3 separate regions of the Mus musculus genome follow, and regions 1 and 3 are each linked to region 2. A link is a loop called in an ENCODE intact Hi-C map of the cell type or tissue named here. Cell type or tissue: left cerebral cortex. All regions are shown on one strand. Region 1 holds the start of Tas2r118 (taste receptor, type 2, member 118). Region 2 has its middle 100 kb from the start of Iqub. Region 3 overlaps Iqub (IQ motif and ubiquitin domain containing).

The links. Peaks named below come from ENCODE experiments on the same cell type or tissue, not always from the same donor. Only the 100,000 strongest peaks of a DNase experiment are listed, where the experiment ranks them.
Region 1: it touches region 2 in a loop (4-fold over the local background); 2 of 42 quality-filtered maps call a loop at or near these places.
Region 3: it touches region 2 in a loop (1.9-fold over the local background); 4 of 42 quality-filtered maps call a loop at or near these places.

Annotation. Positions count from the first base shown.
Region 1 is chr6:23,962,272-23,970,271 of GRCm38, reverse strand. Tas2r118 (taste receptor, type 2, member 118) reads left to right here and starts at 212. Exons shown (of 1, transcript NM_207022.1): 1 at 212-1,111. The coding sequence starts at 212. The coding sequence ends at 1,111. In left cerebral cortex, no CTCF peak of the experiment used is centred here; DNase peaks (open chromatin) are centred at 3,040, 6,353 and 7,014; H3K27ac peaks cover 1,230 bases.
Region 2 is chr6:24,411,013-24,419,012 of GRCm38, reverse strand. No RefSeq gene overlaps it. Among named protein-coding and RNA genes, the nearest start is that of Iqub, 100 kb to the left of the region's middle. In left cerebral cortex, no CTCF peak of the experiment used is centred here; DNase peaks (open chromatin) are centred at 2,331, 2,756 and 3,298; H3K4me3 peaks cover 321 bases; H3K27ac peaks cover 2,249 bases.
Region 3 is chr6:24,465,896-24,473,895 of GRCm38, reverse strand. All of the region lies in intron 8 of Iqub (IQ motif and ubiquitin domain containing), which reads left to right. Among named protein-coding and RNA genes, the nearest start is that of Iqub, 45 kb to the left of the region's middle. In left cerebral cortex, no CTCF peak of the experiment used is centred here; DNase peaks (open chromatin) are centred at 2,828, 3,268 and 3,529; H3K27ac peaks cover 1,852 bases.

The DNA of each region.
Region 1 (8,000 bases), 450 kb after region 2:
TATCCCTGTGTGAATTTGACCTAACAAGCAAAGCACAGACAAATGCTGTAGATAGGGAAATGTCTATGTCAAATGTGTGTAAGGAGGATTTGCATCCACAAAGAAGTGCCCTCTTATACTGAGAGTGCTAAGAACACATGTCCGTTTCATATTCGGAAAGTGGTATAGAGCTGTTGAGTCTTTGGCTAGGAAGAGACTTCAGAGTGGAAGCATGGTGCCAACGCAAGTCACCATCTTCTCCATCATCATGTATGTGCTTGAGTCCTTAGTAATAATTGTGCAAAGTTGCACAACGGTTGCAGTGCTATTCAGAGAGTGGATGCACTTTCAAAGACTGTCACCGGTGGAGACGATTCTCATCAGCCTGGGCATCTCACATTTCTGTCTACAGTGGACATCAATGCTATACAACTTTGGTACTTATTCTAGGCCTGTCCTTTTATTTTGGAAGGTATCAGTCGTCTGGGAGTTCATGAACATTTTGACATTCTGGTTAACCAGTTGGCTTGCTGTCCTCTACTGTGTCAAGGTCTCTTCCTTCACTCACCCCATCTTCCTCTGGCTGAGGATGAAAATCTTGAAACTGGTTCTCTGGTTGATACTGGGTGCTCTGATAGCTTCTTGTTTGTCAATCATCCCTTCTGTTGTTAAATATCACATCCAGATGGAATTAGTCACCCTAGATAATTTACCCAAGAACAATTCTTTGATTCTAAGACTACAACAGTTTGAATGGTATTTTTCTAATCCTTTAAAAATGATTGGCTTTGGTATTCCTTTCTTCGTGTTCCTGGCTTCTATCATCTTACTCACAGTCTCATTGGTCCAACACTGGGTGCAGATGAAACACTACAGCAGCAGCAACTCCAGCCTGAAAGCTCAGTTCACTGTTCTGAAGTCTCTTGCTACCTTCTTCACCTTCTTCACATCCTATTTTCTGACTATAGTCATCTCCTTTATTGGCACTGTGTTTGATAAGAAATCTTGGTTCTGGGTCTGCGAAGCTGTCATCTATGGTTTAGTCTGTATTCACTTCACTTCACTGATGATGAGCAACCCTGCATTGAAAAAGGCACTGAAGCTGCAGTTCTGGAGCCCAGAGCCTTCCTGAGGCAGGAAACACAGTTAAGCCTCTAGGGTAAGGAGACTTTGCATTGGCACAGTCCCTATAGTGTAATGCAAACTTGAACACAAACTTCATCCCTTTTCACATCCACAAATGGCTGCATCTATACATCATCACCAGTCTTCCCTGTATTCTGACCCATTCTCTTCCTGTCCTATCCATAGTCCCCAGGTTGGTTTTGATTTTTCTCATGATCACACCAACTCTGCTTAGCTTTTGCCACCACTGTAATAGTAAACATGGGGTGTTCTATATATTACAGTCAAAATCATTCTCACATTGTTGATTGCCTCACAAATTCATATAAATCCCCCTTCCTGTCAGGAATTTATTGTCTGCTCACTTAATGCTCACCATATATTAAGCCATTAATTCCCCCTTCCTACCTTGAGTTTAAGAAGGAAAATGTCTTACCATTGCCCACAACCTATTCTGCTGCTTCTAGACTTTTATGCAGTGATTTATACACACACACACACACACACACACACATACAAACAACCTTGCTCTCTCCAAATACTGGCCCTTTGTTCCTTTATAAGTCTAGTAGAAAGTTAACTCTTCTTTATTTCATTGACCAAGACATTGTATTCTTCCCCAGAATATCATTTACCCACTCTGGTCTCATCCATGATATCCCTAAATATCAATGATTTCAGTGGGCAAAAACTGACAACAGTCATTGCCTGGATACTTGATTTAATTGTGCTGTGACTTAGAGCAAACATTCTGTAACATTTGCTATTTTAATTTGTAACTACTTCGTTCAATTTGTTTATTTATTGCCCTATATAACACAAGAGAATCAAGAATCCATCTTAACAACGCAGGAGTGATGTCAACCTACATTTTCTGTACCTTATTGTTCTGCGCTTATAACAATCCAAAATTTTGCCAAGTTGGGTAAGACTATAGGAACCACAGAAAAATCCATTTTGAAATCACCCATTAGACATCATTGTTCAATATGCATTGCTTTAAACTTCCCCTAACAAGTTTCAGATCTTTGCCTTTAGGCAAAGGGGTCTGGTCTTACCTCTCCATTACATATTTTCTCTTCATCTCTTTCTTTTGACTGATTCTCTAACAACCAAATATCTCATTAATAGCTAACTCTGGATACTTATTTCTTAATCTATCCCAGACACTTTCAATGTATTTCTGCTAAACACAGTCATATCTCTTTCTGTGTTCTAGTGACAAGGTAGGGAACACAATTTTCCAACTTTTATACATGGTGGACATAGTTGATGAACCGAACTTCTGGCTCTTCTTTCAGAAGACTGATTCTACTCCTGAAAGCAAACCATCCAATGAAGACATGGTTATGGGTAACTCATGGCTGGTTGTGAAAGCAAATTTTGGTGCCTAGAAAGAAATGGATATTCTTTTTCTCTTGAGTGTGTCACTCTGACATATTTTCCATGTTGAGTCCATATTTGATGCTGAGAGCATGAATGTAAGTAAAGCCTAAAAGATCACTTCCAAAACTTCCATTCAGTTTTTCTCAGCAGTATCCCTGATACTGCATAGGAAAGAAAGAAAAAAAAAACATGCTGCCCTACTTGAAGAAGGATGTGTTCCATGCAGTGTGGATATCTCCCAGGCTACACTGGCTCAGCTACAGCTAAAGGTGGGATGGAAAACTGGTATATTTGGTAATGCTGAGCAGAGTCTCACCTGAAGGGATGCTGAGCAAAATAAATCTTAACCATGTGGCCAAGGTCTCCAAGGAGTGGTTTGTAAGCTTGTTAGGAGTTAGGTTGTAAGAGTTTGGGATCCTTTCAGAGTGGGTTGAGCAAGAGCCAGGGAAGCTTGGATTATACCTTTGTTATTTGTATCTATATACAGAAGGGTCTTTGCATGTTCCAAAATCTCAGATAGCTAGAAGGAAGGACTGTTCTCTTTACAAGTATATAAATAGAGAATGAGCAAAAAGAACCCCCTCGCCCCCACCACCACACACAGAGATACTATTCCAGAAACTAGGGAGTATTTTTAGTGTTCTCACTATTTTCCTTTTTTAAAAAAGTGCAATGGAAAACTTATCCATGACATGCATGAGGTTGGAGTGTTAAGAACAGCTGAAGGATGAGGAAGTCTGAAAAAAAAATAGAAACAGAAACGATGCTTGTCCTATATATCTGTGACACCCACAAGTTCCCAAGGAAATCTTCCATCCATTATCTCATTTCAAAGGACAAGTCAAGATCACCCAAGCAACCCAGCTGGAAAACAGAAGTAAGAATGTTAAATCCATACTGATGACTATTTCTCACTCTAAAACCAATGAAAATGGATAGCAAACAAAGGGGTGTTTTCTTAAGGGACCAAAGGGTTTTAATCTAGAAAAAAAAAGATAAAAAGGGAGATGCTAACAGAAAAGCAATAGAGAGAATGTGACCAAGAACAAAGCAAATCTTCCGTTAGCTTGGCACTAAGAGGCTCATGTGTTTCTGTTGTTCAGTTTTCACAACTTTATTGTATCTTTGGCTCACTCTGCTTTCGCAGTGAGTGTGTTGTGCTTACTGGAATTGAGAAAGGTATGTTTCTAAGTGTTGGGCACAAACGTTTAGAAACCCATTGGCAGCAGCAGTGGAATAAGGAAAAAACCCCGTGAGCATTGCAGACTGGCACCTGCAAGTATCATTCACTTTGTACACATCAAATTATTAGTAGCTTGAAAGTAAATATTTGCCCTTTATGCAGTGCCCCCTGGTCTTGGTGAGTGACTTAGATACAGTGGGGGCAGGCAGCAATGGTGAATTCCTAATAACACTTATCATAGAGTCTATTCGTAGTTAGACTCACCCAGATTTTATTTGCTAGATAAAAATCTTTCTCCTTTACCCACACTCCTACTAAGTAGGGTGAAGTAGGGTGCATAGGTTCATTTGCATCATTTGACTCCTCCTGGTAGTCAAGAGAGTCCATCACTAGTCTCTGATACACCTGCCAATTCGTAACTCCCAATAATCTACAATGTAAACCTCAGTGTTTGCATGAGGTTTACTTATCTCCTCACTATTTCCTGAATGTCAATACCCATGCACAGGATATTTGCATAAGCGGCCTCCAGGCCTGGGAATCACTCTCCTCACTTTTGCCAGGTTTTGCCTTTCCTATTCAGCGTGCCCTTTTAAAAGGCACTGCCTTTCTAGGCCTACCCCTATTGCTGCTTACACATGAATGTCAAGTCTACCACAGGCTTTAGCCCCTCAGAATTATTCCTCTTTCTACTACACGATGTGGTATCAGTGAGAATTTTGTCACATTGTCAAATTCTACCTTTATCTTAAAGTGTGCCTTTGTAATAGTTTTCTGTGCACAGAAATTAAATTACAATAAGATGGGTAACAACTCTGAATTCTGGAATTTAGAATTAAGTAAATGTTATGAAATATTATGATTTCCTATGCTATCAATCTATTGTACCCTACTGGGAAGGCAAAGATAGATAGCAGTGTGATCAGCATGTGCTCTTTGACAAGATCAAGTTGCTGATGATGTGTTGATGTTGATGTTGATGTGTGGCTGATGATGCTGATCTGTCAGAACATCTCTGACCATTTTTGCTTTGGAGAAGCCCCGATGGGGCTGGGATGTTTCATAGCAGATCCACGTAGACACACATTAAGAAAAAAGCTGCTTCTCTCTTCCTTCCCAGGGAATAGTAAAGGTAGAAAAGGCCCTTGTGTTCTAAAGAACAGGAAATAGCCTGCATTTCCACTACCTCCTATACAGAGGGCACCTAAAAACTCCACCAAGCAAGACACCTCTTTACTTTCTCCTACTGCCTTCAATTTGATGATCATTTGGAAACAGAAGAAAGAAAAAGATGTGGTAGGCCAATTAGCAACCATCTCATCTATCTCCCTTGCAAGCTCTCAACTTCTTAATCAGACTAAAATAGGTGAAAAAAATTAATTTTTAATTGGGTATGAGAATAATGTTTAGGTTGATAATCTTAAAAACCTTAGCATAAAAACATTTTCATAGACCCATGAAATTTATAATATTATCTGTAGTTGAGAAAGGCAGTTATAAAAAATGTTTAGAATTAGAATATTTTGAGGTTTTTTTTTTTTTGTGAGTTTAGCCTAATCATTAAGTTTGGTATAATAAGTACAAAAGTTGATGAACTATAGAATGTCCTGACATTTCCCCCGAAGGTTTAGTGCCAAGTACTCTGCATTATATTTAGATCCTGCTTAGAATTATTTTAACATAATCCCACTTCTCAGGAGCTAAGCCAAGGGCCCCTTGCAGATTACCTTAGTTCTCTGCCACTGTAGTGACCATGTCTCATACATCAGAATCCTGATGGAGCATCATGAAATCTAAGGCTTCACACAGAATCTTTCCAACCCTAGTAGAAAATTCTTACCCTAGGGTTTTATTCTCATGCCATTCTGATGCTCATGTTTAAATTTTAGGTGGATTTTTTTCATATGAACTTTAATTTCTATTGTAAATTATGGTGATGTGATTTTCAAATGTTTTGTTACTTTAAAAGGAGACAAAGAGGGACAGACTGGGGGTAGGGGTAGGAAATAGACAAAGAGGGATGATATTAAAAGTATACCAAGAAAGATGCTATTAAAAGTATTTTAGCAATAAAATATTTATAATATAATTGTAACTATTAACCATAGTTTTAATATTTTACAATTTCACTTCTTTTCAGAAATGTATATTAGAGAGAATCTGAGGAACTTATCATTCACTTGCCAAAGCCCCCAAACTCAGGACAACACATCTCTGAGACAGTTTCCTCTATTTTAATAAAACTTCCAATATTGATCCTGAGTGTGAATTGGCTAGCTTTAATGGCAATCATTGGATAAACAATTTCAATGCCAAGTTTCACTAAGTTGATATTTTTGATCATATGTATATTAAAATGTCAGGCTATTCATCAATTGGATTGTATACATTCTTTGGAGATCCATTCTTCACATTTGACTTTAAATGTGTATTCTTTTTCACAATAAATAAGTAAATGAGCATTTATTTTAAAACTATGTTAGACAGAACTGAATTACAGCCAAGGTAGTCAAAATGACTGAGAATAATCACTTACATATTTACAAGGGAAAGTGACTCTTCAGATTTAAGTTTAAAATTAGAAGAAAGATAAATTTCACAAGCTTTCACTCCTAAGGCTAAAGATAGGCTGTGTAGGTAGTTATTTCTGAACTCGTTGGCACATCACCACCATCAGTACTTGAGGGTTTGAATGAGGCTCACTCAAAGAACTTGGAAAGAAGGTGGTCTTCTGATATGAATCAAGAAATCTGCTTTCCTCCCTACCTCTTCCCTAACTGCAACAATCTAAGAATTATCCACAAGATGGATGGCTCAAGGTTTCTTCAATCAAATTCAGGATTTCTATCAAAGCACAGTTTATGCTATACTGAAAAAGAAGTGGGTAGGTCTTAAAAAGAAACAGGAAAATTAAAAAATTTCACAGCCAAACAAAAAGGTGGCACACATTTAAGCTAGGTCTATGTTTGGCCAGTTACACCTTGAGGAGGGGAACATTCAGTCTTCTCATTTGAATGACATTAAGTCTTCCCAGCATTTCCTCTACTCATTAAACTCAGGTCACTTCAATTTCACCAGGTTTTACTTTCTTCACACGTTTGTTCACTTCCTTTGCTGATGGTTACCTTTGTTGCATGTTAGATCCTACTTAAAATTATCCCAAGATAATATCACTCCTCAGGATCTAAACCAAGGGCCCCTTTCAGACAACCTTTGTTTTCTATTACCATAGTCACCATGGTTCACACATTGAAATCCTGATGGAGGCTGTATCCAGGCACATAAGTAGCCATGAGTGAAAAATATAATTGTCTCCTGAGGGGCTCTGCCAGTGCCTGGCAAATACAAAAGTGGATGCTCACAATCATCCATTAGATGGAGCACAAGGTCCCCAATGAAGGAGCTAGAGAAAGTACCCAGGGAGCTGAAGGCATCTGAAGCCCCATAGGAGGAACATCAATATGAACTAACCAGTACCCCCAGAGCTCCTTGGAACTATACCACCAATCAAAGAAAACACATGGTGGAACTTGTGGCTCTAGCTGTATATATAGCAGAGGATGGCCTAGTTGGTCACCAATGGGAAAAGAGGCCCTAGTTCCTGTGAAGGCTCTATGCCCCAGTATAGGGGACTGCCAGGAGCAGGAGTGGGCGTAGGTGGATTGGACAGCAGGGGGAGGTTGGGAGGGGATAGGGGATTTTTGGAGGGGAAACTAGGAAAGGGGATAACATTTGAAATGTAAATAAAGAAAATATCTAATTACAAAAAAAAAGATTTGAACAATGCCCAAAAAAGTTTTTTTTCTGTATTCTATTAAGAATAAATACAAGAAAAACAGCACAAGGTGCAAGGATGAACCTCCAGATTTTGTGCCCAGGCTTAGGATCTTGGGACTGATGTTTGTTCTTTGCACTGATTGATCAGACAGCTTTTTTATCATAATGAGGACATCTCAACAACAAGATGAAGAACTTGAAAAGCAGTACCACTCACTGGACCTCTGCGGGATAGCTCCTTCTGATGCCTAATAAACATTACTAGAGTGTTATATGGTGCTATTTTCTGCCCTCTTCACTCTCAATGAATTTTCCTGCTACACACTTTAGATCACATGGCTTGAATTTAAGTAGAAACTTCCCTGCGCCCCTTCATCCTGAAATGTGTCCATTCTGGCCTTATCTCAGCCTCATTTTTCTTCAGTTTCCCTTCCTCAACCTGATCTCCCTAAGTAATAAGAATAGTCATTTTCTTCCTAAAATTTAGAAGCAGAACTTAAAATGTAACAGAGCATGCCTGCCTCATTGAGATTTTATCTGGGGAATAATC
Region 2 (8,000 bases):
CTATTAGCTGCTTTTCAATAATACATTGCATAAGTAGTTAAAAGAACCATTTGTTTACAATGCAAAAAGCATGATAAAAGGCACAGTGTCAACTAAATCACTGCATTTGCGTATACTGGGTTGATGTTTAGCTTTTGGGAATAATTACAAAGAATTATGTATGAAAAGTCAGAAAGAATTCTATTAACTTTAATAAAAGTCATACTTATTTTCCATGAATACTCTAAAGCAAAAGAAATGCATGCACTCTAAACTGTTCATTCAGCGGGTACTAGCATTTTTATGTATTTTTACTAGAGTATGGGAAGGAATAAACACTTCATAAGATGAAATAAGAGGATAAATGAAAGGATGAATTTGCCATATAAATAACACAGACACACACACATACATGTGTGTAATATATATGTATATGTATATATATATACATATATATATAATGGTTTTGTCTAATGAATTTAATTGTATTAGCACGTTTTAATTTTATTAAATTTATGTTTTCACATTAAATCCCCCCCCCGCCCCGCAAGTTTTTGGTATAGTTAGAATGATGGGCATGTATCTCTCTCTTTCACTCTTCGGTGGTTCTCCCTGTTCTAGCTAACTGTGCTTTCTGAATATGAAAGCTGAGAAAAATGGCAAGAGAAATACACTACTTTTTAAAGTTCTTTTTTTTTTTTTGCCTTTATGTGTATTTTATCTGTTTTCTTCTCTTTCACTCTCCTGAGCAATTTGCTGTTAGTATAAGGGCATTGGGATTAAACTATGAAGAGAGAAACACTACTCTATAATATATATAACGTTAGATCACCCTAGTAAGCTCCAGGAATATCCACTTTTATCGTTCTTGCCTCACATTCATGGAAGATAGAGGAAAACTATTTACAGTGGCATTAAACTACTTTTCTTACTCTTCAGAGGATATTTCTCAACAATAATCTTAACAATTTACTCTTACTCAGTTTTTTAAAAAAACATTTGTTTATCTATTCTTTTTTTTTTTTAATTGTGGAAGTTGTTTCTCTAGGAGAAATTTCTTACAGTGAGATTCCTAATGGCTAAGGATATCATAGAATAGGGAATATTATGATAAGAGAAAAAAAGAGAGTCACGTGATACTAGGAAAGAATGCAAGAGTACTTTACAGGGATAGGAAGTTGATGCCTTTTAAATCACAGGCATCTTACAGCTTTTGAAACTCTCCCTGTTTGCTCTTTCCCCCATCTCTGGGTCATGCATTCCCTGGTAGAAGATTTCATGTTGTCTTTTTTTCTATATTGTTGCTGGTCCTTAGTTACTCTTGAGTAAAGAAGAGATTTTTAGCTTGCAAATCCAAAGTGCAGCCAGAGGAGACATGGAAAAAATAAATAGATAGAGATAGACAGAAAAAACGAGAAGGATGTATATATCATTTTATTTATTGAGAGAAAACAATACTAATACACATAGAATAAAAAAGAAGAAGAAGAAGAAGAAGAAGAAGAAGAAGAAGAAGAAGAAGAAGAAGAAGAAGAAGAAGAAGAAGAAGAAGAAGAAGAAGAAGAAGAATGACAACCAATGACACTGCACGGCCCACAGATTCAGCTAGCCTGGGCTCGTAGGGGCTCACGGAGACTGGTGAGAATATTATGATGAACTGTAACTTTCTCTTGATCTAGTTCCTCCCAAGTAAGGTGTCCATTAGAATCACCAAAGGGACTTTAAAATATATATATCAATCCTGACCGTGTGTTTTAGCCCTACTTATTGCCTTTTGGAGTGGGGAATAGAATCCTGGAATAGCTTAAGTTGCGTGAACCACCACCATTTTTCTGTATATGAATGCCCCTACATAAGAAACTTCAAGGTCCAGAAAACTGCAAATGCAGTATGGAAACACTAACGGAGGGTGACAGGGAAAGGAGGAAACCAGAAATTTCTAGGAAGTAACAAATGAATAAATAATGATAGATTTACCTTTTCCTAAGCATATTTAAGAAAAAGAACCAGGAAAAGAGCCGTAAGTTTACAGATCTCCTTCTATGTGACTTTATAAGGCTAGAAATAAGGGATGCTTAAACAGGTGAGGCAGGAGGTTCAGGGATGGAGTCTGCCAAGGCTGGTTAGGACCTCAGTCAAAAGGCAGAGAGAGAAGACTAGAAGGGATATTGTGCTGCTGGCACACCATACACCTCTAAACATTTCTAGAGCTACACTTCCCAGTAAATTCTGCCTCTCCTCTCTCATCCAGGAGAAGCAGGGTACCTGGGTCCATTCTTTGCCTGGTCCCATCCAAGCTGCGGTTCCCAGCGTCTTTTTCTCTTCTGCCGATTGCTCATGGTAGCACAGCTCTCTCCTCATTACTCACTGTTAGCTTTTTCCGCATGGTTCTTCCCCTCATTTCTATAGATATGTTTATGATTCATTTGACCTTTCTTGACACTGGGTAGAACACAGCACCGGATTCTAGCCCCCCCCCCCCCAACCCGGTCCAGCTTTATCATCTTGAAGGTGTCACAGGTTTCTGCCTCATCTCAAGGGGCAAAGCAGGTGGCTGGCGGGACATTGTTCTTATGTGAACACCAAGTCACAGTCGGCTCTTCGGTAAATATCCTCCTCCGAGGCTGACTGTTCAGAAAGAATATCTAACGTGACGTGAGGCAAAGTCTTTTCCACAGAAGTAATTTCTCAAACCTCCATTTCACTATTCTTCATTGCAGTTATTAAAATTCACAGCAGTGACCGTGGACACTGCATCTATGTGGGCAGGAGGTAAATTTAGGCCGTAATGGAGGATGTCACTCACAAGGCGAGATAATTTAAGGATGGTCTGTTTGCATTTGAATTTTAAAGCTCTGCAGCAGGAAGAGAGAAATGCTGCAGTGGAAATTTATGTACGGTCTGGCTTTTGAGAAATATCTTTAGAATCAACATATGGATCACAGAGCGCCTATAATAAGCTCGGATAATGGAAGATCTGCTTATTTTTATTTCAGTTTATTTGTGAAGATGAATTTATAAATTTTAATTCCCAGTGGAGCCAAAATTGTATTTCCATGGAAGGAGGACATGTGTGATAAAACAAGAGTAGAAGCCAATTTTTCTTTCTTTTTTTTCTCTCTTTCTTTTTGTTTTGTTTTGTTTGTTTGTTCTGTTTTTGTTTTGTTTTATTTCTGTTACCAAGCTTAAAGTTATAGGACAGCCTCATTTTACCTTTTGGGAAAACAATATTGAAAATTCTGAACAAAGGCTACAATCTGGAAAAGTCATTTTGCTCTCATTGTATGTTGCTCTGTAGGTGGGGGTAACAACAGTAACACCGAGTTAATCTTGGCACATACAGGCACAGAGATAGCTTAGTAAGTGTGGAAAATGTTAAGATTATCTCCAAGGGATGCAGCTAAAGATTATTTCTCTTCCTCTCTTTATGTACTTAAGATTCTTTGTCATCCTATCTTTCTCCCTTATGAGCATGGTGTAGGCTGCTCCCAAGGAATTTTCAATAACTTGTCACTTAATAACTTCAAGTGATGATGTTATATTATTCAAATTAATATTACTCCAAGCACAGCTGGAATAACAGCTATAATTAGAAACAACTACAATTAAACAAGAACCTAAATAAAATGAAATACAGTGTCTTCAATGAGAGAGAGAGAGAGGTTTGAAGGCTAAGGGAATAGTTGAGGATCAGAATGGTAGATGAGCCCTAAGGCATCCTTTAGGACAAGGGCTCTGCCCAGTGTGACTCTTGTCCCAGTGGCCCAAGATGGCAGCTACAGAGGCAAGAGGTGAATCATGTCAAAGATTCAGCTGAAGCGGTAGAGGGAGAGGAGTTATAGATGCTACCTTGTGAGATCTGTTGTTGTTGTTCGGCAACACTTCCTCATTTTTTCTTGGACTAGAACCTAGCTATCTGGAGAAGGCAGATTTAAGGAGGCATGAGAAGTATAAACTTTATTCTGACGGATGGAGTGTCCCACTAAAGTTGGCAGTTCTCTACCATAGGAGAAAGGACAAATGTCTATCAGATGATAATTGATACTGTTTGCCATAGGTGAGATGTAATTGTTCTTGCTTTGTAATTCAGTTTTTGTACTTATGACTCTTCAGGTGTTTCTGTTCTGTGGAAGAAGAATACATAGTAAGGACTAGTGGTAAATGACTTCAGATGGGAACCTGGGGACAATGACTGTTCAGCTTCAGAGGGATGGGACAGTGCCATTCAGTAGATGACAGTGTAAAAATCCATACAGCTTTATCACCAAGACAGAATTTATCATATATTAATAGAAAACTAACCAATATACCGGGGGAGGGGGGACTCAAGCCAGGAGGTAGACTGACATTTGAGAACTCACATCCTCTCCACTGCTTAAAAACTAGGGCAAAAACTGGATTTCTGTATAGAAATGTTCAGTGAACCAAAGTTTTCAACATTCCTTGAGGCTGTATTTGAGCATAAAAATTTGGAATCTCTTGATCTTGAGGATCTGATGCAAAAGGCTCTGCCCCTCCAACCCCATGGTTTCGTCATTCCGTTGCATCTTCACTTGGGTGGTTTGAAGGTGAACTTGCAGGTGGAGACTGTTTGCAGGGCAAGCATGATCCTAAACCACACTGGGAGTGAGTGTATCACTGTCCCAGGCAGACAGAATAAAAAAAAAAAATAGCAACAGCTCATGAGCACTGATCAGTGTGACCAAACTCACCCGAGGTGCCAGGGGACAGTGGGGCTGGCATGAAATTCAAGAGGCAATTTCTTTGGTAGCTTGGTGGGGGAGGGGGAGACTTCCAGCTTGCCCAGGGTAGACCAAGCAGCATATATTTATTACATTTTTTTTCAGGTTTAAATGTTGGAAAACAATTCCCTTTAAAATGCCATGCATGCCAGACGAGCCTCGCGTGCTTGTCTTAGACTTTATCATTTTGTTCTTGTTTGTATCCTCTCCATTATCGATTTTCTTCTTTTAATTAAAATTCCTTTTCATAAATATATTTTGATCATATTCTTTTTTCTTCTCCCAGTTCCTCCCAAATCCTTCCCACCACCCAGCTACCCAACTTTATACTCTATCTTTCAACATAAACAAAAAATAATAAGACCCAAAAACAAACAAAAAAACCAAGACTCCCCCAACCCCCAATAACCCAAACCTACAACAAAGCAAAACATGAAGTCTATTTTGTGATGGACAGCTGTTCCTGGGTATGAGGCCCACCTTAGAGTGTAGTTAATGTACCCGTGCACACCATCAGAGAAAATTGACTTTTCCTTTCCCAGTGGGTAGCAATTATGAATAGCAATGTTATTAGAGAAGGGACTTAGTATACACCTTCTCTTCTCAGTGTTGGGATTTCCTGTGAAGGTCTTATGTGTGCTGTTACAGTCTTCGTGAGTTCATTTATGTGTCAGTTCTGTTGTAGGTGTGTGAAACACTATTTCCTTGGAGTTATCCATCACATCCTGGTTCTTAAAGCTCTTCCTGCCTCCTCTTGTACATGTGTCCCTGAGCCTTGAGTAGGGGTATGATAAAGACTTTTGGGCTGGGTGCTCCAAAGCCTCTGGTCCAGCTGTGGTCTCTGAAAGCTTCTCTGACGAAGGTAAGCAATGCACTCACCTGAGTCTCAGTCAAGTGTGGCCTCGGGGGTCACTGAGAGACATGGTTCTGCTAGTAAGCAGGCATCACAAAGGAATGGAGGGGTAGGCTAGAAGGGAAGGTTAAATGTGTGATAGGGAACCCTACATCCTCATAAGAGGTAGAGTCCCTAGTGGATGGAGGTGTTCTGGAAGGAGAGCCACTGTAGATTTTGGTGCCCTCTTAGGTAACCAGTGTAGAACTGAGGTATTTTCCTTATTTGTGTAATACTTATAGATGCCGCCTATTCTTAAAAACAACAAAACCAAACCAACCCAGTGACATTGGGTTGAATCTTACTAGCAAATGATCTAAATAGTTTCATGTATTGATTTTTAAAAATCACCCGGGGATCCATCCCATAATCAGCCTCCAAACATAGACACCATTGCATACGCCAGCAAGATTTTGCTGAAAGGACCCTGATATAGCTGTCTCTTGTGAGACTATGCCGGTGCCTGGCAAACACAGAAGTGGATGCTCACAGTCAGCTATTGGATGGATCACAGGGCCCCCAATGGAGGAGCTAGAGAAAGTATCCAAGGAGCTAAAGAGATCTGCAACCCTGTAGGTGCAACAACATTATGAACTAACCAGTACCCCCAGAGCTCGTGTCTCTAGCTGCATATGTAGCAGAAGATGGCCTAGTTGGCCATAATTGGGAAGAGAGGCCCCTTGGTCTTGCAAACTTTATATGCCTCAGTACTAGGGGAACACCAGGGCCAAGAAGTGGGAGTGGGTGGGTAGGGGAGTTGGGGGGGGAGGGTATGGTGAACTTTTGGGATAGTATTTGAAATGTAAATGAAGAAAATACCTAATAAAAGTAATTTTTAAAAATCACCATTATTTAAATAATGGTAATATTACTTTGTATATGGGAAACACCATTATGTTTCATATTAAATAAAAATTACTTAGTTGCCTAAGCAATTATATCGGGAAGGGTGGTACTGCTAGCTGATCCTACAAGAAATAAGCTTTAGAAATCTTTGTATTGCTTTCAATCTACAGCAAACCAGTAGCCAACATCAAAGTAAATGGAGAGAAGCTGGAAGCAATCCCACTAAAATCAGGGACTAGACAAGGCTGCCCACTTTCTCCCTACCTTTTCAACATAGTACTTGAAGTATTAGCCAGAGCAATTCGACAACAAAAGGAGATCAAGGGGATACAAATTGGAAAGGAGGAAGTCAAAATATCACTTTTTGCAGATGATATGATAGTATATATAAGTGACCCTAAAAATTCCACCAGAGAACTCCTAAACCTGATAAACAGCTTCGGTGAAGTAGCTGGATATAAAATTAACTCAAACAAGTCAATGGCCTTTCTCTACACAAAGAATAAACAGGCTGAGAAAGAAATTAGGGAAACAACACCCTTCTCAATAGTCACAAATAATATAAAATATCTCGGCGTGACTCTAACTAAGGAAGTGAAAGATCTGTATGATAAAAACTTCAAGTCTCTGAAGAAAGAAATTAAAGAAGATCTCAGAAGATGGAAAGATCTCCCATGCTCATGGATTGGCAGGATCAACATTGTAAAAATGGCTATCTTGCCAAAAGCAATCTACAGATTCAATGCAATCCCCATCAAAATTCCAACTCAATTCTTCAACGAATTAGAAGGAGCAATTTGCAAATTCATCTGGAATAACAAAAAACCTAGGATAGCAAAAACTCTTCTCAAGGATAAAAGAACCTCTGGTGGAATCACCATGCCTGACCTAAAGCTTTACTACAGAGCAATTGTGGTAAAAACTGCATGGTACTGGTATAGAGACAGACAAGTAGACCAATGGAATAGAATTGAAGACCCAGAAATGAACCCACACACCTATGGTCACTTGATCTTCGACAAGGGAGCTAAAACCATCCAGTGGAAGAAAGACAGCATTTTCAACAAATGGTGCTGGCACAACTGGTTGTTATCATGTAGAAGAATGCGAATCGATCCATACTTATCTCCTTGTACTAAGGTCAAATCTAAATGGATCAAAGAACTTCACATAAAACCAGAGACACTGAAACTTATAGAGGAGAAAGTGGGGAAAAGCCTTGAAGGTATGGGCACAGGGGAAAAATTCCTGAACAGAACAGCAATGGCTTGTGCTGTAAGATCGAGAATTGACAAATGGGACCTAATGAAACTCCAAAGTTTCTGCAAGGCAAAAGACACCGTCAATAAGACAAAGAGACCACCAACAGATTGGGAAAGGATCTTTACCTATCCTAAATCAGATAGGGGACTAATATCCAACATATATAAAGAACTCAAGAAGGTGGAGTTCAGAAAATCAAACAACCCCATTAAAAAATGGGGCTCAGAACTGAACAAAGAATTCTCACCTGAGGAATACCGAATGGCAGAGAAGCACCT
Region 3 (8,000 bases), 55 kb before region 2:
AAGAAACAGGTTAGGATAGCCCTTCAAAATGTGTAGCTTGTGATAGACTTTTGAGATTTTTCTTTTAAGACAGGGACTTACTATGTAGCCTTGGGATGACCTTGCACTTCATTGTGTAGACCAGGCTGACCTCAAAGTCACAGACATCCAATTGCCTCTGCTTGTGGAGCATACACATCTGGCCAATCATGATATTGTTAAGGTGAGAGATATGTTTTATCTCTAAGTCCTCATACCCTTACACATTCCTTACAAAGATTATCAATGCTTGTTTATGAAGGAAGACAGGAAAATATGGACAGACAATAATGGTATGGATTTCATAATCCAAATATAGAACAAGTCATGTAACTGCCATTGTTAAAATTCTCAAATAGTATCGTTCTAGAAAAGACTTATTTGGGGTAGTTTGGATAACAATGGTCCCATAGGCTCAAATATTTGGATGTCTAGTCATCAGGGAGTGGAACTCTTTGATATGATTAGAAAGATTAGGATGTATGACCTCATTGGAGAAAGTGTGTCATGGGCTTTGGGTTTAAAAAAGCCCATGCTAGGCCCAGTCTCTCTGCCTCTCTGCTTGAAGATCAGGATAGCTCTCAGATACTTTTCCAGCATCATGCCTTTCATGCCTGCTCCCACACTGCCAACCATAGTGATGATGGACTGAAACCTCGGAAACTAAGTAAACCTACAATGACATGCTCGCTTTTATAAGCGTTACCTTGGCCACAGTATCTCTTCACAGCAATAGGATAACAACTAGGACAGTATTTTTCACAGTCATAATTTGAACTGAATTTATAGTCTCCACAAGGTGCTCATCTTGCACCTGCTTTATGTCTAGGAGCTGTGGTTTTCCATGCCTGTAAGCAGTGTTGGAAATTATATATGTGTAGAGTCCATCAATGGAGCAAAGCCCAAATATGAAACTGACTCTAGAGTTGATCGATATCATCATCCTTTCTCAATGAAGTATGACATGCTAAGAAAATTCTTACATGAGTGTCATCCAAAGTAAAGATGAGATGGAGAGATATTGTTAAAGAGAATTTCTATGAGGAAGATCTGGTTTTGAATTCTAAATACTTCATAAGGAGTGGAATCCAAGGCCTTGAAGGACTCGGAATGTGCAGAGATCTGCCCTGTAACAGGGGCATGGTGGTAAGGCTGGGGCAATGAAGTAGACTGAGGAGACAGCTGGAAGGCAGGGAGGGTGTTCATTTGACTTTACTATTAAGAAAATAAAACATTAAATACCAAGTGCTTGTGTGTGTGTGTGAGTGTGTGTGTGTGAGTGTGTGTGTGTGTGTGTATGTATGTGTAAGTGTGTGAGTGTGTGTGTGTGTGTGTGTGTGTGTGTGTGTGTATGTGTGTATGTATGTGTAAGTGTGTGAGTGTGTGTGTGTGTGTAAAGTTGTAAGGTCAGGAGAAAGCAGAGCAACAACGGACTTAGTGTTCTTGTATTCTGAACTAGTCAAGCTGACAACCTTGTCACCACTCTAATGCAGGGTCCTCTAAAGTATGTTTTTTTATACAAAGCTGTACTAAATATCTAGATAAAAAGGTGGATGACTGAGGCTTTAGTAGGAATTACTTATGCTAGGCATGTCTGTCCATTCTGTTCGTGCTCCTGCTCATGCCGGCCCTCGTCACTAACATCAAGGACTTGCAGTTCATTCCCTAAATGTTGAAGCAACGCAATGTTGTACAGGACTCTTTAGATTGCTGATAAAACAGCTTATAGTTAATCCCAAAAGTCAGTCAAGGTCACAGTCAAGGTCACAGCAAAGGTCACAGTCACTTTATCTTAGATGCTAAATTTAACAAACAAGCAGAGTCACAATGCTACATTTATCAGCAGCAGCACTGTAAAGTAGACAGATATTTAAAGCAATATTTTACTTTTGTTATCATTTAGGAATAACTTAGGAGAATAAACATCTATATTTAGTTTCAGTTTAAGCTCATTTACTCCAGCTGTGGGATTTATTGAAACCACATTCTTTAAAAATCTTATACTGAACATATGATTTCTCTGAATAGTGACGGACATGTTTTTGTTGGGGAAATCTAGAAATTGAACAAATGGTCCCTACAGTTCTAATTCTTTTTTTTAATTGGGTATTTATTCCATTTACATTTCCAATGCTCTCCCAAAAGTCCCCCAGACCCTTGCCCCCCACTCCCCTACCCACCCACTCCCACTTCTTGGCCCTGGTGTTCCCCTGTACTGAGGCATATAAAGTTTGCAAGACCAAGCAAGGGGCCTCTCTTTCCACTGATGGCCGACTAGGCCATCTTCTGATTCATATGCAGCTAGAGACATGAGCTCGGGGGTGGGGGTGGTATTGGTTAGTTCATATTGTTGTTCCACCTATAGGATTGCAGATCCCTTCAGCTCCTTGGGTACTTTCTCTAGCTCCTCCATTGGGGGCCCTGTGTTCCATCCAATAGCTGACTGTGAGCACCCACTTCTGTGTTTGTTAGGCCCCAGCATAGTCTCAAGTTCTAATTCTTAATAATGATAAAAAAGTTCACTCTGAGGATTTTTGAAAACATTAATTAACTTGTAATTTAACATTGACTTCTGAAGGTTATCAAACATTTAGAACTGGCAGGTATACTGACTTAAGGGAATTCAGGTTATGACATCTAAACGGAAGGTCAGCAGTTGCCTTCTGGTTTTAATGTTTGGGGTGCATTTTAGCAAACTATATAAAGACATCATTTGCATTTCTGCAAGAGCTCATCCCTAGAGTTGAGGCTGTTCATCCCTGTCCTCCCCCCCTTTTTTTTTCATACATCATTTCTCACAGTCACAAGCTTAAGAAACCTGCAATTTCTGTGAGCTGTGCTGTGTACATGCTTTCTCCATGCTCTGGTGGCCAACAGCTAGCTAATGGGATAGAAAATGCATCTGCCTATCTCTCTCTCTCTCTCTCTCTCTCTCTCTCTCTCTCTCTCTCTCTCTCTCTCTCTCTCTCTCTCTGAGCTGTGCATTTAACAGGGGGTCATTGTGGATGAATAAAACCCTGTTGCTGTATAAAAGAAAAGTTGATCACTACCCAATGGCTTTTGGGGGGCCTAACTTTATGCTTCATTTGTACCCTTGGGGACCTGAGAATTAATTCAGGAAGAAGAAAAGAGCTATTCTCCCAGTGCAGCCATTTTTTCTTCTCCTGGGGAGGCCTGCTGCTTTGGAAGCCTTTGTCATCTCCCCACCCTCCAGTCTGTCCTGCTGTTCTTCAGTTGCTCTGCTCCACAGCCTCTGCTGCCTCATTTGTTGGCAGCTAAGTGGAATTTATTACGCTACCATTTCTGAAGCCATTTAAGACCATGATTGTTGTACATCTCTTATTATAGCCAAAGCATTCAAAGAAAAAGGAACTGGGGAAGGGAAATAAGCAAAGTTGACATTTTCCCTCATCAGAGGAGGTAAAAAAAAAAAAAAAAAAACCCTTAAGGCCTGCCTGAAATCAAAGAAGCCTGTACTTGAAGATGAAGTTATCAGTGTTGGCAGAAGGACAGCCAAAGATAAAAACAGCTTTGCTGAACAGATTTATATATATCTTCTTTGTGCCAGCTCTTGGAAACTGGAACTTCCTATGTAGGATTATGTGATTATATCATTCAGTTCTCTTGAATCTGGCTAACTCCTGTTTATTCTCTTAGTTTCATCGTAGGCAAAGCTTTCTTCTGAGGAGTCAAGTCAAGTGCTTGATAGACAGCGCCACCTTCACTGTCTGTCTGAAGCATCAAGCATGCTCACCATCTATTTCAATGAGTTATTTTTTTACCTTTATAGCCCATGAGACTTGAACACTTTTGCCATCAAGATGGCCTTTTGTTTATGCAGGGCCCACTATACAGTATATCTAATGTATAGTAGATACAGTAAATATTTGTTAGATGAATGGATGAGCACTGTAGACCCTGTGAAATATACACAATTACATGTGAAATTTACCCTTTATAACCTTTCAGGAAAATAAAATTTGAAAGCCTAACATTGTTGAGATCCAACTTCCTTTGACTTAGGTTGCTGAATTACAGATACAAGACCTGTGTGCTCATGTGCCCATGTGTGTGCACACGTTTGGGCGTTTACAACTGTAAAAGGATTTTAAATGGGAGCAATGCTATGGGTCCCAGCTATAGTACTAGAGAATATTTCTTGGGAAATGTAAAGATGGAGTTCAGATTTAAAATGTCAGCAGGGTTTGGACGTACATTTGAAAGAGCCTAAAACACTGCTATAGCATCTTGTATCCAATAGAACCATAAAAGCCAGTGAGCATGATAAGCACTCATTTGGAAGTGGAATTACACAGTGCACCGACTGCCAACATCCAATAAATTAGATAAAGCAGACATTTCAGAAACGTGTTGTTAGAAGGATTATTACAAATGAAATAGGTTACCAGCCTGCAGAGTAAAAGATGCTGTCCTTACAAGTGGTAGAAAAGAAATTGTATTTTATAGAACCCTGCTGTGGAAATTAGCATATGGAGATTAAGCTATTAGTTAGGCTAGAGGATATTACAGTATGAAATCTATCCTAATTATTCTTTAAATCTTTAGAAATGAGCATTGAAACAAGCATTGTAGTTGAGCAAAATACTCAATGTAAGACTCTTTCAGTTGCATTATGTGTAAGTGATAACAAATAACGTATCTTATTACTAACCCGTTTTATTTTTTATAGCTCTTCAGCCAGCTCAACTCTAGCCTATCAGCTCTCTAACTAATGTTACCTATTGCCCTGTTTCTGATCTGACATTATAAACCAGTGTTAGTCCTACAGTATTTGCCAGATCAAAATTTAAACTAAGAATCTGAAGCTTCTACTAGAGGTTACTAGCTGTAAGCAACTTTTCTTTTGTCTATAACTTTAATGATACTGTTGTTTTGAAAAAGTATCAAACATAATTGTAAGGGGTGACCTTGCATTTTTCAGTCTAACATGCAAACAATGGAGGTAAATTGATGCCGTTAACTAAAAATCTTCTTTATAAACTGTCATTCTAAATGCAGTGTGGTATCATTACGAATTTCTAATAATTTGCTCAAACACACAGAGAATTCCACTTAAATTGAAAATTAAACCACATCTAAGATTTAAATGGTTGCAATTATGGCATAAATCAGGATACAAGGACCCCAAAGCAATGACTAATTAGCCCACAAAAAACATCCAATATCTGAAAAACCAGTAATTGTGATCAACATAGGCTTGTTTCTGAAGGACTGTAATCAGGCAAAGAAACAAAGCAGCTTTTTTACTCTAAAGTAAAAGAGAAAACAAAATAGTTAGCTATTCCTGAGAGATATCTAGCTGAATCCTCTGCTCTTAAAGTCTTGATAGGAGGAGACATATTAGTGCTAAGCACAGCGGGCTATCCTTAAAAGCCATTCTGTAAGGAAAGGCTCCCAAGAGCAGATGAAAGAATCAGAGATGCCCACATTCCCACTGTTAAGAGTCCCACAGAAACATCAAGCTAACAACCATATCATATATGGAGGGGACCTAGCTCTGACCTATGCTGCTTCAGTGTTTGTGAGCCTGTAAGAGTCTTCCCTACTTAGTTGGTGTCTGTGGCTACTGGGTTGCCCAGCCCAGCCTTGATTTGAGGGTTTGTGCTGTGTCTTATTGTATCTTGTTATGCTATGTTCAGTGGATGTCCCTGGGAGGCCTGCTCTTTGTAAAGGGAAATGGAAGATGAGGATGAGGAGGGGGAGGAGGAAGAGGGAAGAGGGGAAGTGGGGGTGGGAGGACTGGGAGGAGTGGAAGGAGGGGAGGCTGTGGTCAGGATGTACTGAAAACAAAACGTAAAGCCACCCTGGCTCTGCATTCATCACACAGCCCAGACCCTGTACTGTGTTTCTGACCTGTTATCCTGGGAATTCTTTGATGAGCGTTAGGGCAAAGGTACCCCACCTTTCACCCCTCAATTCAGGATGTACACTAGGCTGGGTGCTATGCCACATTTGTTAATGGAGAATGAGAACTTTTGGTGACACCTGTGTGGTAGTGATCACAGTGCTGCTAAGGCAGTCGTCCCTCATATGTACAACAGATTGGTGCCCAGAGCCTGCGGATACTAGTTCCAGTGTTGCTCCAGTCGTGTATAAAAGGACACTATATTGGCTTCCAATGTATTTACATCCCTGTGCAGATTTTTTTTTTGTCTGCACATTCCCTTTTTCTTTGTAAAGAACTGGGGACTGAAGCTAGGCTATATGCTTTCTAGGTAAGCACTCTACCACTGAGCTAGATTCTTAGCTCTAGGTGACTTTCTTTTCTTTTAAACACAAAATCCATTACAAATACTGTGCAAATAATTTATTGCTGTACTGACTTGTTTAGAGAGTAATGACAACCCCCAAAATGGTCTTATCTATGCTGTGCCCAGATACAGTTCTTGTGGTTTTGAGAGAATCTTCATGTAGCTCAGGCTGGTCTCCAACTCACTATGCAGAAACTGGACTCGAACTCTTGTCTCTCCTGTCTCCACCTCCCAAATGTTGGAATTATTAGACTTGTGGCATCATGCTCAGATGGACACTGTAGTTGCACTTTGTCTGCTTTGTGAGTTCTTCCCCCCACCCCCACCCTTCTCTACTCTTCTACCCTTCAACTCCCTAACATTAGAGAGGAGAGAAGAAAGAATAGAGAAAAAAGGGTGACATCTTTAGACTACATCTTGATGATTAGGGTCATCATGTTCCTTGGGGGCAAGTTTGATCTTTACCGTCAGGATATCTAATTAATTCTTCTAGTTGTTTCTTCTTTGTGCACAACACTTAACAAACCGAGACCAACAGCAATCAACAGCCACCAACCCCTGACACTATTAAAGATATTCTGCTCTGCTTGCAGACAGGACCTTTAGCATAACTGTCCTCAGGGAGGCTTTGCCCAGCAGCTAATGAAGGCAGATCAGAGACCCACAAGCAAGTGTTGGGTAGAGCCCAGGGAGTCTTGTAGAAGAAGAGAGGGAAGTATTGGGGGAAGGGAGGAGACAGAGAGATCAAGGACACATAAGAAAACCTACAGAATCAACTAACCTGTGCCCATAGGGGCTCACAGAGACTGAACCTCCAAGAAGCATGCACAGGATGGGCCTAGGCTCAATGCAAATGCGTGGCACATGTGCTGCTTGGTCTTCATGTGGGGCCCATGGCAACTGAAGCAGGGGCTATCTATGACTCTGCAGCCTCCTTTGGCTCCCTTTCCCTTAGCTTGGATGCTGTGTCTAAATCCTAGCTAGCATGTGCTTGAGGCTTTTATTTAAGCCTTTTCTGATTGGTGTAAGATGGAACCTCAGAGATAGTTTGATTTGCATTTCCCAAATGATGAAGGTTGTTGAGCATTTCTTTAAGTGTTTCAAGGTTCCTCTGTTGAGAATTCTCTGACTAACTCTGTATCACACTTTTTAATTGAGTTATTTGGCTTGTTGGTGTCTAACTTCTCTAGTTCTTTATATATTTTGGATTTTAGCCCTCTGTTAGATGTAAGGTTGGTGAAGATATTTTTCTATGCTCTATGCTGCCATTTTGTCCTATTGATGACATGCTTTGCCTTACCAAGCATTTGAGTTTCATGAAGTCACTTTTATCAATTGTTGACCTTAGAGCCTGAGCCATTGGTGTTCTCTTCAGGAAATTTCTCCCTCTTTCTCTTCTATTAGATTCAGTGTATCTGATTTTATGTTGAGGTCCTTGATCCACGTGAACTTGACTTTTGTGGAGGATGATAAATATGGGTCTATTTTCATTATTCTACATGCAGACAGCCAGTTAGACCAGCACCACTTGTTGAAGTTGCTTTCTTTTTTCCATTGTATGGTTTTGGTCTCTTTGTCAAAATTCAAGTGTCCATAGGTGTGTGGGTTTATTTCTGGATCTTTGATTCTATTCCATTGACCAACCTATTTGTTTCTGTATTAATATGTAGTTTTTATTTCTATTGCTCTGTAGTACAACTTGAAATCAGG